Regions from separate parts of the Homo sapiens genome. Here region 2 is linked to region 1. Evidence: read pairs that join two places in POLR2A ChIA-PET (ENCODE). Cell type or tissue: Caco-2. All regions are shown on one strand. Each heading gives the region's core, and the rest is flanking DNA. Links, peaks and the distances in the headings are about the cores only. Region 1 overlaps HNRNPF (heterogeneous nuclear ribonucleoprotein F). Region 2 overlaps LOC105378271 (a long non-coding RNA gene).

Region 1 (5,366 bases), core at 313-5,312:
TTCATTAACTAAAACTCAAGCTGAAAAGAGCCCTGTGGTGTCCTGCTCAAGGTTAATGTTAGGGACAAAACTTTTTTCACTCCAGGCTGCTAAACAAATTTGAGTATAACAAATATAAATACTGCAGCTGAAAAGGGGCTCTTCTTAAAATAGCTTACCTTAAAAACAACCACGGATGCCTTCAGTGGGAGACACTTCTGGATGGTAATGAAATGTCCTAAAAAAAAAACAGAGCGATATTGGCTGTGTGGTCTCAGATCCTAGGCACTGGCTCTGGGATCAGAACTCCAGGTAAGGACAGAAACAGCTGGGAAGCCCTTTATATAGCCCGTGGGTTTAAATTAAATCTCACACCCCATCCACCTAACAGCATTTTGGAAGTATTATCTTTTCACAGGGCAATACAGAGCACAACAAAAGGGAAACGCCTTATTGATCTTGATGAGATTTACTCTTGATGAGATTCTCCTGCCTCAGTACCTGGTATTACAGGCGTGCACCACCCCACCCAGCGAATTTTTGTATTTTTAGTAGAAATGGGATTTCAATATGTTGGCCAGGCTGGTCCCAAACTCCTGACCTCAGGTGATCCGCCCGCCTCTGCCCAATTCTAAGTTTGTACACTGAGGACCCTAAGTGCTGGGAGGAAATTTAAATATCGGGGGCAGGGCACTTGGGAGGGAGATGGGTGGGGGAGAAGTGACAACCACAGGGGACTTGACCTTAAGACCCCTCTTTCACTGGGATAGCATGGGCAAGGAGCAAGGGTGCTTGCTAGAAATTGTTCAGTCTGATTTATAGGAACCCCTCTGTAAGCAGTGTGGAGACACATCCAAAAGACACTTTCAGTTTTATTGGGTAACTTCTTTGAAATATGCTTCACTAGAACATACATCATAATCACTAGATCACCAACATCCCAGTAAAAACGCTGCCCCAAAGGACTAGGACACGGGCTGAGGGCTATGGAATTCTGAGAACTAAGCTGCTTGAGTTTTGGAAATGTGGAATTAGTAAAACCAGCTAATTATGCTGAACCTGTTGTCTTAACATGAAGATAATCAAATCTGCCTTGTCTTGCAAACTTCCAGTGATTATTACTTAAGACACTATTGGGGGGGTGTACAAATGGAAAGCATTACATTTATTAGGAAACCTATTCAGGGGTGAAACAGTTTCAAGTACTCTGGAATCAGGTTTTCAAAAGGCTTCAACAATCCGACTTGTTCAAGGATCTAAAGGGTGGAACCCAGTCATCTTAATGATCTGATCCACTTATGCCCTTGTTTATCCCTGCGTGATCCACAGACCAACACCCTGAGGCGTCTCTGGGGACATGCACAAGCTGGCAACCAGACCCACGTACACCCATTTACCCCAATGGACCAGCCGCTGTAAGCCTGTAGACCACGGCCACTGCGCACCGCCAACGCACGCAGAGGAAGAGTCTGGTCTCCCCGTCCGCAGCGCCAAGAAAGCGCTGGGGGCGGGGAGGGCTGCTCAGCTCCCCCAGGTGACTGGACCCGGAGGTTTTCAGATCGAGCTTGCACGGGGGCCACCTAGATAATTAAAACACCAACCCTAAAACAGATCTGGGTGGGGGCTAAGAATCTGCATTTCCAAAAAGCGCTCCCGAACGAGCTCTTCGCAGTGATACAGGTTGGACGGGATTAACGCTTGCCTTCAGGCAGAGCCAATCAAGATAAATAGGGCGCGCCGGAGTCCTACCAGTTCGGCTATCTGCAGAGTAAACAGGGCCGTTCAAGCACCACCCACCTCGTTTTCTTTTGTTCAGGACAGGACTCGAGGAAGGATCCTGGCCTCCCCTCCTAGACACACTCCCGTGCCCCCGGGAAACCGGGCAGCACTCTCGCCAGGAGGCTGGGAGCGCGTCTGGCCGCGCCGCCCCCATTACTCACTTAGTTCCACTCTCAAACCAAAGTCCACCCGGCCGGGCCCGCGGACTTTCATGCTCTAGACTTACCACGGAGGCGAGCAGGACTGGTTTCTGTTGCTACCAGGCAAGCGCGGCTGGCAGCCAAGAGCCCCGAAATTCCACCGAAGCTCAACCACGCAGAGGGCTCCGGGGAAACTCCAGGTGCATGTTTTTGTTCTCAACCTGCAACAGAAATCCAAGTGGTGGTGGGGTCCCTTCCGCAAGGTGGGAGGCCCGGGCGCGCGGTAAACGTGTTTTGGCGGGAAGCAGCGCCGAGGCCCCGAGACAAGGTGACGGCGACGTTCCCGCGGCCTGCTCACGGCACTCCAGCAGCCTCGGACCGCCCGGCCCGGCAGGAAGGTCGGCCCCAGGGCCTGCGCGGGCTCGGGCGGGAGCTTCCGGGCGGGGGGCGGAGCGAGCGGCGCAGCGGGGAGAGTGGGGGCAGGGACGGGAGGGTTCCCGGAGGGAAGGGCGCCTCGCGGGAGGGGGAGGGGAGGGGAGGGGAGGGGAGGGGGCCCCTGGCGGGCTTCCGGGGCCCTGAGGGCGAGAGCGAGGGCGACGGCAAGGTGGGGTGGGGGCTGCTCCCCGGCCCGCCAAGCTAGCGCTGCCTAGGCGGGAGCTCGGGGACCCGCGGGCCGAGCGCGGCTGAAGGGAGGGAAGGGAAGAGGCGCTCGTAGGTCTGCGTCCGTCTCCGAGCGACCGGGGCGGCGGAAAGGGACCTGGGGGGGGCGGCCGGGACTGGAGTGGCGGGGCCGGGGCGCCCGCGCGGCGGCTCACCACGCCAGGGACTGGCCCGTCGGCCCCGAGGAGGCGCGGGGTCCGGAGTCCGGGAAGCGGAGGCCTCGTGATCCAAGACCGGCAGCCGGACGTGGGTCACGGGGTGCAGAGGAGGAAGTGCCATTGCCGGGCCCGCCAAGATGTCACCAATGGGAAACGCGTGCCTGCAGGTGCGGCCCCGTGGCCCGCGCGCTGGGCCCAGGCAGGAAGTGGGGGAAGGAGAGAGTCAGGGCGGCGGGAAGACATTTCTCCGAGTTCTCCCGAAGGGAGCCAGGCGCGAGCGCGACCTGGGGAAAGTCCAGAGTGCCAGCCACGGGGAAGGGCGGGCAGTGCAGAGTGGAAGAGAAGCCAGCAAGTTAGACACAGCCCCTCTCTGGGAGGCCGCCTCTAAAATGGAACTAGCGGACGTACCTTGGTTTGTACATTTGACCATGGACACACGTAAAGATTTTGAAAAAAAATCTTTGAAAAAAAATTTTTTTAACGCAATTCCTAAACTTTTAACTAACGCAATTTTGTGGACCTCTGAATCTTAATTCAAATGAACTGGAGAACAACTATAAAGCAATTTCGATAATATGATCAGTGACATTTTATATTGCAGAATTGTAAATTTTGTTGTCATTATACTGTAATTTTATTTCTTTAAAAGACCCTTTTTAGAGCCACAAATATTTGCAGATGATACCTGATTTCTTGAATGTTTCAGATTACGTGGAAAGTGGAAATATACATGAAACAAGATGTGCTATGAACTAGTAATTTTTATTAAAGCTCCTGATGTATACATAGAGTTTCATTACACTTGTTTCTACTTTTGTGTATGTTTGACTGTTTTGTTTGTTTGGTTGGTTTTTTTTGAGACACAGTTTTCACTCTGTCACCCAGGCTGGAGTGCAGTGGCATGATCTTGGCTCACTGCAACCTCTGCCTCCTGGGTTAAGGCGATTCTCCTGCCTCAGCCTCCCGAGTAGCTGGGACTATAGGCCCATGCCACTATACCCAGCTAGTTTTTGTTTTTAGTAGAGATGTGGTTTCACCGTGTTGGCTAGGCTGGTCTCGATATCTTGACCTCGTGATCCCCCTGCCTCGGCCTCCCAAAGTACTGGGATTATAGGTGCGAGCCCCATGCCCGGCCTGTTTGGAGTTTGTTGTTGTTGTTTTTTTTTTTTTTTGAGAGACAGTCTTGCTCTGTTGCCCGGGCTGGAGTGCAATGGCACGATCTCGGCTCACTGCAACCTCCCCTCCCAGGTTCAAGCGATTCTCCTGGCCTCAACCTCCTGAGTAGCTGGGATTATAGGCGTGCGCTACCACACCCTGGCTAATTTTTGTATTTTTAGTAGAGACAGGGTTTCACCATGTTGGTCAGGCTGGTCTCAACTCCTGACCTTGTGATCCACCCACTTCAGCCTCTCAAAGTGCTGGGATTACAGGTGTGAGCCACCGCGCCCGGCCTGTTTTACGTTTTTAACAGAATTATTATTATTTTGAGACAGGGTCTGGCTCAGCTGCCCAGGCTGGAATGCAGTGGCACGATCATGGCAATGCAGCCTCAACCTCCCAGGCTCAAGCAAGCCTCCAACCTCAGCCTCCTGAGTAGCTGGGACCACTGGCATGCAACCACACCCGGCTAATACAACTGTTTGTAAAACTGAGAGAAAGCAAGTCTTTAGAATGCACTTACTAAATAACACGAATTACAGGGAACAGTAACATACTGCATATAGTGATGTAGACTGTGGGAAACTACAAGGACAAATGAGCCAGTCCTACCTCAGAATAGTTCCAGCCAGATAAAAGAACCCACAGAATTATGGTTATGTTATAAAATAAAGCAATTAAGTTTTAGAAATCCATCTTGAAATATTTGTGATGGCTTGGATTTGTTTGAAGTTGTCCACAAAGTAGTAGGTGGGGAGATGGAGAATAACTGTCCATGATTAGTAACTGTTGAATCTGTGTGACAGGCACATTAGCCTCAACCTCCTGGGCTCAAATGATCCTCCCACCTTTAGCCTCCCCAACGTAGCTGGGACCACAGGTGCATGCCACCAAGCCGGGCTAATTTTTTTTTTAATTTTTTAGTAGAGGCAAGGTCTCTCTATGATGCCCAGACTGGTCTGTAACTCCTGGGCTCAACTGATCCACCTTGGCCTCCCAAAGTGCTAGGATTATAGGTATAAGCCACTGTGCCTGGCCCAAGGCAAGTTTTAATTATTGATCAGTCACCATAGGGTTCCTGCCTGTGAGGGAACAATGTGTGCAGAAGACTTGAGCCAGGGGTTGTATTGTGCAACTGCAGCTAGGTCTGAGATCAATGGTAGGAGATGACATAGCCTTAAAGGCCTGGTTTGGTGTTCAAAGGCCAGTGGGAAGGCATTTAATGGAATGTGGTGTGAAAGGAGTTTTGCTTTTTAACACAACAGTCTAGATGCTATCTGGAAAATGAATGGTGGGAAGAGATACATGGAGACAAGATGGGAAGGAATGAAACAAGTCTAGGAAGACTGGTGGGAGAAGAATGTGAAAGAATGTGTAATGTAGAGAAAAATGACTGAGTCTGGAGACTGACTGACTCACCAAGAAATACTACGCACCTAAAAGATACAGGAACTGTAGTGGTAAAGAGACACAGTTCCTGCCTTGGTGGGTC
Region 2 (5,366 bases), core at 211-5,210, 55 kb before region 1:
AGGGGCTGGTGGGGCAGGGGAGGACAATGGGCTTCAGAGGGGCCGTGTGTGTATGGAGGAGAGTCATAAAGACAGGAAGAAAGCCAAGGGGAGGAGCCCCACGGAGAAATAAGACGGGAAATTCATTCAGGGTGGGGTAGGAGAGGGTCAGGGAGAGAGGGAGGACTCCTTTCTGCTTTGGGGTAGAAACGATTAGAGTGGTTTTGTTGTTGTTGTTGTTGTAGTTTTTTTGAGACAGAGTCTTGCTCTGTCGCTCAGGCTGGAGTGCAGTGGCATGATCTCGTCTCACTGCAACCTCCACCTCCCAGGTTCAAGTGATTCTCCTGCCTCAGCCTCCTGAGTAGCTGGGATTTACAGGCATCCACCACCATGCCCAGCTAATTTTTTGTTTTTTTAGTAGAGACAGGGTTTCACCATGTTGCCCAGCCTGGTCTCAAACTCCTGAGCTCAGGCAACCTGCCTGCCTCTGTCCCAAAAAGTACTAGGATTACAGGCGTAAGCCACCACGCCCAGCCTACGATTAGAGTTTTTTTAAGTGCTGGGGTAGGAGGCAGTAGACAGGAGCCCCGGCCATGGGAGAGGCTGGCCTGGGGCATTGTGTGGGGCAGTGAAAATGCTACGGGTAGAATTAGGCGGGAAGGAAGAGGAGTGTGGCAGAATTCCATTCTAAAACAGGATAGTTAGGGAAGGTTTCACAGGCAATATTAGAGGAAGATGTGAAGGTGCTGAGCTATCAAGGGTGGGAACCAGTGTTAACACTCTACAGGCAGGAGAGGTCTGGTGCTCTTGGTGCCTGGTGCTATGGCTGGAAAAGCAAGTGTAGCTGGAACAGAGTGGACAAGGGCGAGAGGAAGAGGAAGTGAAGGCAGAGAGGGGACAACAAACTTCACACAGGGTCGTGGGAAATACTGTGCAGACTCCGGGTTGGATTCTGAGGCAAGTTGGTGCCCTCAGAAGGTTTGCAGCTGAGGAGGGACACGGGTGGGGATGACTGAGCTGCTGTTGACTTGGCTGACAAGTGAATGAGGAGAGCAAGTGCGCATGCAGGGAGTCCGGCCAGGAGGCTACGGCAGGAACCAGTGGGAATGCAGGAAGCACGGACTGTGACTCATATTTCTGGAAGTACCTGCAGCCTTGACAAGAAGTATTTGCTTGTGGGTGGTGTGCTGGGTGTGAGAGATGAGGCGTTCGCAAGAATCCTGGCTAGGTGAATGGGATGACTGGTTTGAAGGAGATCAGTGGCTGTACGTTCAGCTCAAGGTGTCTAGGAGATGTCCAGGTGGAGATGTTGGGGGAACAAATGCATTAGAGCCTGGGGTTGAGGAGAAAGGCCCAGGATATGAGGAGCATTTGGGAACTGTGTGCCTTCAGGAAGAAGGGATGAGGTCACCAATGGCAGTGGATGTTTTAGAGAAAAGTTCCAACCCTGACAATCCCGGGGGGCATTTCAACATTAAAAGATTGGGACAGTGATGAGGAACTAGTGAGGAGACCAAGGGCTGGTCAGCGAGGTAAGAGAACCATGGGACAGAGGTGCTGGAGGCCAATAAAAAAATATTTCAGGCCAACGGCAGTGGCTCATGCCTGTAATTCCAGCACTTTGGGAGGCCAAGGTGGGCGAATCACTTGAGGTCAGGAGTTCCAGACCAGCCTGGCCAACATGGTGAAACCCTGTCTCTACTAAAAATACAAAAAATCAGCTGGGTGTGGTGGCACACGCCTATAATCCCAGCTACTCAGGAGGTTGAGGCAGGAGAATCACTTGAACCCGGGAGGCGGAGGTTGCAATGAGCCGAGATTACACCACTGCACCCCAGCCTGCATGACAGAGCAAGACTCCATCTCAAAAAACAAACAATTTCAGAAAGAAATGATCAACCATGATATGGTCGGGTGGAAAAGGCAGGTGGAGTTGGAGGGAAAGGAGGGAGAGTGACTTAGGGTGGGAGGAGAGAAAGTGGAAACAATGAAGGTGGACAACTCAGCGTGACTTTGCTGTTAAGGGGCACAAAGCACTGAGGTGGTCGTTGCAAATGGAAGTGGGGTCAAGAGAGGGTTTTAGGAGAGAACCGTGCTGTATGGAGGGAAAGAAGGTTGGCATTCCCCTTGACAGGGATGGAAGAGGCCCTCAGGCCTGACAACACACACAGGGTTAAGGTGCTCCCACCTACTTCTGGCGTCTAACCCTCATTTTTTAAATTTTTTTTTTTTTTTATATGAGGAGCATTTGGGAACCGTGTGCCTTCAGGAAGAAGGGATGAGGTCACCAATGGGAGTGGATGTTTTAGAGACAATTTCCAACCCTGACAATCCCAGTGCAGTGGCCCGATCTCAGCTCACTGCAACCTCCGCCTCCCAGGTTCAAGCGATTCTCCTGCCTCGGCCTCCTGAGTAGCTGGGATTGCAGGCGTCCGCCACCAAGTAGGGCTAATTTTTGTATTTTTAGTAGAGACAAGGTTTCACCATTTTGGCCAGGCCAATCTCGAACTCCTGACCTCAAGTGATCCGTCCGCCTTGGTCTCCCAAAGTGCTGGGATTACAGGCGTGAGCCATGGCGCCCAGCCTTTAAATCTTTTAAAAACTAAAAATTAAAAAAGAGAAAGAGAAAAAATCAGCATGTTTCCCCGCGGGGGGCACCGTCTCCGTACCCCCGGGAGACGCGCAGGAAGGACATCCTGGAGTGAGGAGACTGGGGAGACCTGAAGGAGTGGAGGGCAGGGAGGGAGGGAGGCTGCGCGGACGGTGGCGCGAGCAGCTCACCGCGTGGTGCACAGGACGCCGGGCTGGGCCGGAGCCAGAGGCAGGAAGGTGGGCAGAGGCTGCAGCGGGCGAGTAGGAGCGCTCCTGATGGCTGCTCTCAGGAGAAACCAAGGCCGAGTGTGCAGAGTCGGGCAGGAAAACGCCTTGAGAGAGTGGCTGACGCAAGCCAGCAGAGGGTGTCAGGGACAGCGTGTGCGGGCTGCCATGCGCTCGGGTGCTGCGCAGGGTGGAGTCCTGGGGCTTGGCCCATGGAGTGGTGTCGCGCCCAGGGTTAAGGGGGTGCAGGCGGTGAGAGCAACGGAGCCCAGGCTGGTCCGGCCCTGCCAGGCTAAGCTCGGGGGCTCCCCCCCTGTCCCCCCAGTGCCTGCTGCGCTGGGCCCAGGCCGCCCGTGCCCTGCCAGGCCCTCCGGCCCCCCACCCTCCACCCCAGGGCCTGCTCCTCACCCCAGGGTTCCATCTCCCTAGTTTCCACCAGAGACTGGGTACGTGGGGGCGCTGGCAAGGCGAAGGAGGAGGCCTGTTTATCGTCACCATGGAGACGGTGGCGGGGTGGGTCACCAGGCTTGGTGGGCCCGGGGCGAGGCCGGGGAGAGGCTGCTTTGCCCCCAGCCCTCCCTTCTCCTACCCCCACCCCTTGTCCTGGGCCCGCCAGGCCCGTGAGCCCGCTTCAGGAGGAGCGCATACCCGGCTCCGACCTGCAGAACCGCCAGGGGATAGAGTGCGGTCTGTGATAATTAACACAGAAAATTAACACATCTTATTCTAGTTTATTTCTGTGCTCATGTAAATAGTGAATGATTTAGAATCCTACCACAGTGTGACAGTGTCCGCTTTCACACCCTCGGCTGGTTCTGACGCACTCCCGGCGTAGGAAGTTCTGGTGGGTGCCAGATGGTTCTGAGTTAACCTTTTCCAGTTGGTGGCACTTTGTCCCCGATCTCATTTCACCCTCAGGACAGTGCTGTGGAGGGGTCGCTAAGAGTCCGAATCAGCAGGTGGGCACTGGTAATAATACCAGTAATAAGAACCAACACAGGACAGCAGGTCTGTCCAGCTCCACCCTCTGCTACTTTTTTTTTTTTTTTTTTTTTTTTGAGACACGGTCTGGCTCTGTCCCCGAGGCTGGAGTGCAGTAGTGGGATCTCAGTTCACTGCAACCTCCACCTCCCAGGCTCAAGCGATCCTTCCGCCTCAGCCTTCTAAGTAGCTGGGACCACAGGCAGGCACCGCTGTCTAACTAATTTTTGTATTCTTTCTAGAGATAGGGTTCCGAGATATTGCCCAGTCTTAAACCCCGGACTCAAGCAATGCGCCCCTCTCGGCCTCCAAAGTACTGGGATTACAGGCGTGAGCCACCAAATCCGGCCTATTATGTCATTTTTACAGTTGCCATTTTCCCCCAAATGTATAGAAAACAATGTGCCTCATATTTCACAAATGTTGGTATCTTCCCAGCACCGTGAGCAGGGCACTGTTCACAGTGGGTCAGGCTGAGTTGGTCCCCGCAGCACTGATTCTGTTGACCCTAATGGCAGCAAGCAGAGGGCAGTTTATTGGTGTCTGGCCCTCTGTGTCCCTAATAGAAGCCCCTGCAAGCTGCACCCTTCCATTCCAAGGCTCTGGGCCTCTGGAGGTGGAGTTCTCTCAGCTGGCCCCGGGAGACAGCGCAGTGGCCAGAGCTCTGGCTCATCAGGTCAGGGAAAGAAAATCACCCTCAGAATCTCTCATCTCTGGCCAGCGTTCTTCCTGGTGACTGAGTCACAACTGTCCTGTTGTCCATGGGTGTGGTCATGGCATAGTGCCTATGGGTGGTTTTTCCTCTGGAGTCTCCCCAGGACTCTTGTGACCCAGAAGTGCACATCACACGCGTGCTGTGCACAGGCCCCTCGTCCTCAGTGGCACCCTGAGATCAGGCAATGGGCAGGCGTTTATAAATGTGCAGCTGCTCCAACCCGGCACCAGAATGGCTGTGGTGTGTGTGAGGCACTGCTCCTTCCAAGAGCTTTCAGATTTGGGGTGAGGTGTACAGAGGAAGCAGCCACCTGTCACAGAAGACAGAGTAGTAAAGTTAAGAGAAAAGTGTGTCCAGGCACAGTGGCTCATGCCTATAATCCCAGCACTTTGGGAGGCTAAGGCAGGAAAATCACCTGAAGCCAGGAATTCAAGACCAGCCTGGGCACCATAGTGAGACCCTGTCACTGCAAAAAAAAATTTTTTTTACCTTAGCCAGGCATGGTGGTGCATGCCTATTGTGCAGCAACTGGGCAGGCTGAAGCAGAAGGATCTCTTGAGCCCAGGAGTTTTAGGCTCCAGTGAGCTGTGATCACACCACTGCACTCCAGCCTGGGTGACAGAACAAAGACCCTGTCTCAAAAAAAATTACAGAAAGGTATAGACAAACAGCTGAGGAGTGTGAGATCCCAGCAGTCAGGAGGCTTTCCTGAGAAGGGAAAATTGGCCCTGGGCTCTGGAGAAGACATGGAACTTCTGATGTGGGATGGTGAAGGGTATGGGCACTGCCAAAATCCCCCCTGGACTCCCCCAGCATCCCCTCTGTCCCTGCCTCCTCGCTCCTCCTGCTTTGAAGCTGAGCTGGCATTTGCTTC

The links. Peaks named below come from ENCODE experiments on the same cell type or tissue, not always from the same donor. Only the 100,000 strongest peaks of a DNase experiment are listed, where the experiment ranks them.
Region 2: POLR2A ChIA-PET joins it to region 1 with 6 read pairs; 13 of 35 experiments call an interaction of 5 or more read pairs at or near these places.

What each region holds. Positions count from the first base shown.
Region 1 is chr10:43,394,472-43,399,837 of GRCh38, forward strand. It overlaps HNRNPF (heterogeneous nuclear ribonucleoprotein F), which reads right to left. Exons shown (of 4, transcript NM_001098204.2): 2 at 1,985-2,119; 3 at 159-217. Among named protein-coding and RNA genes, the nearest start is that of HNRNPF, 12 kb to the right of the region's middle. RefSeq lists enhancers at 866-1,753, 1,926-2,195, 3,530-4,415, 4,954-5,093 and a silencer at 2,316-2,775. In Caco-2, for the core only: no CTCF peak of the experiment used is centred there; DNase peaks (open chromatin) are centred at 1,760, 2,400, 2,920 and 5,010; H3K4me3 peaks cover 3,813 bases.
Region 2 is chr10:43,339,715-43,345,080 of GRCh38, forward strand. The region is part of intron 2 of LOC105378271 (a long non-coding RNA gene); the gene reads left to right. LOC107984226 (a long non-coding RNA gene) reads right to left here. Exons shown (of 3, transcript XR_001747439.2): 2 at 4,982-5,103; 3 at 3,508-3,762. It also overlaps the pseudogene RNU6ATAC11P. Among named protein-coding and RNA genes, the nearest start is that of LINC02633, 19 kb to the left of the region's middle. RefSeq lists an enhancer at 1-519. In Caco-2, for the core only: no CTCF peak of the experiment used is centred there; no DNase peak of the experiment used is centred there.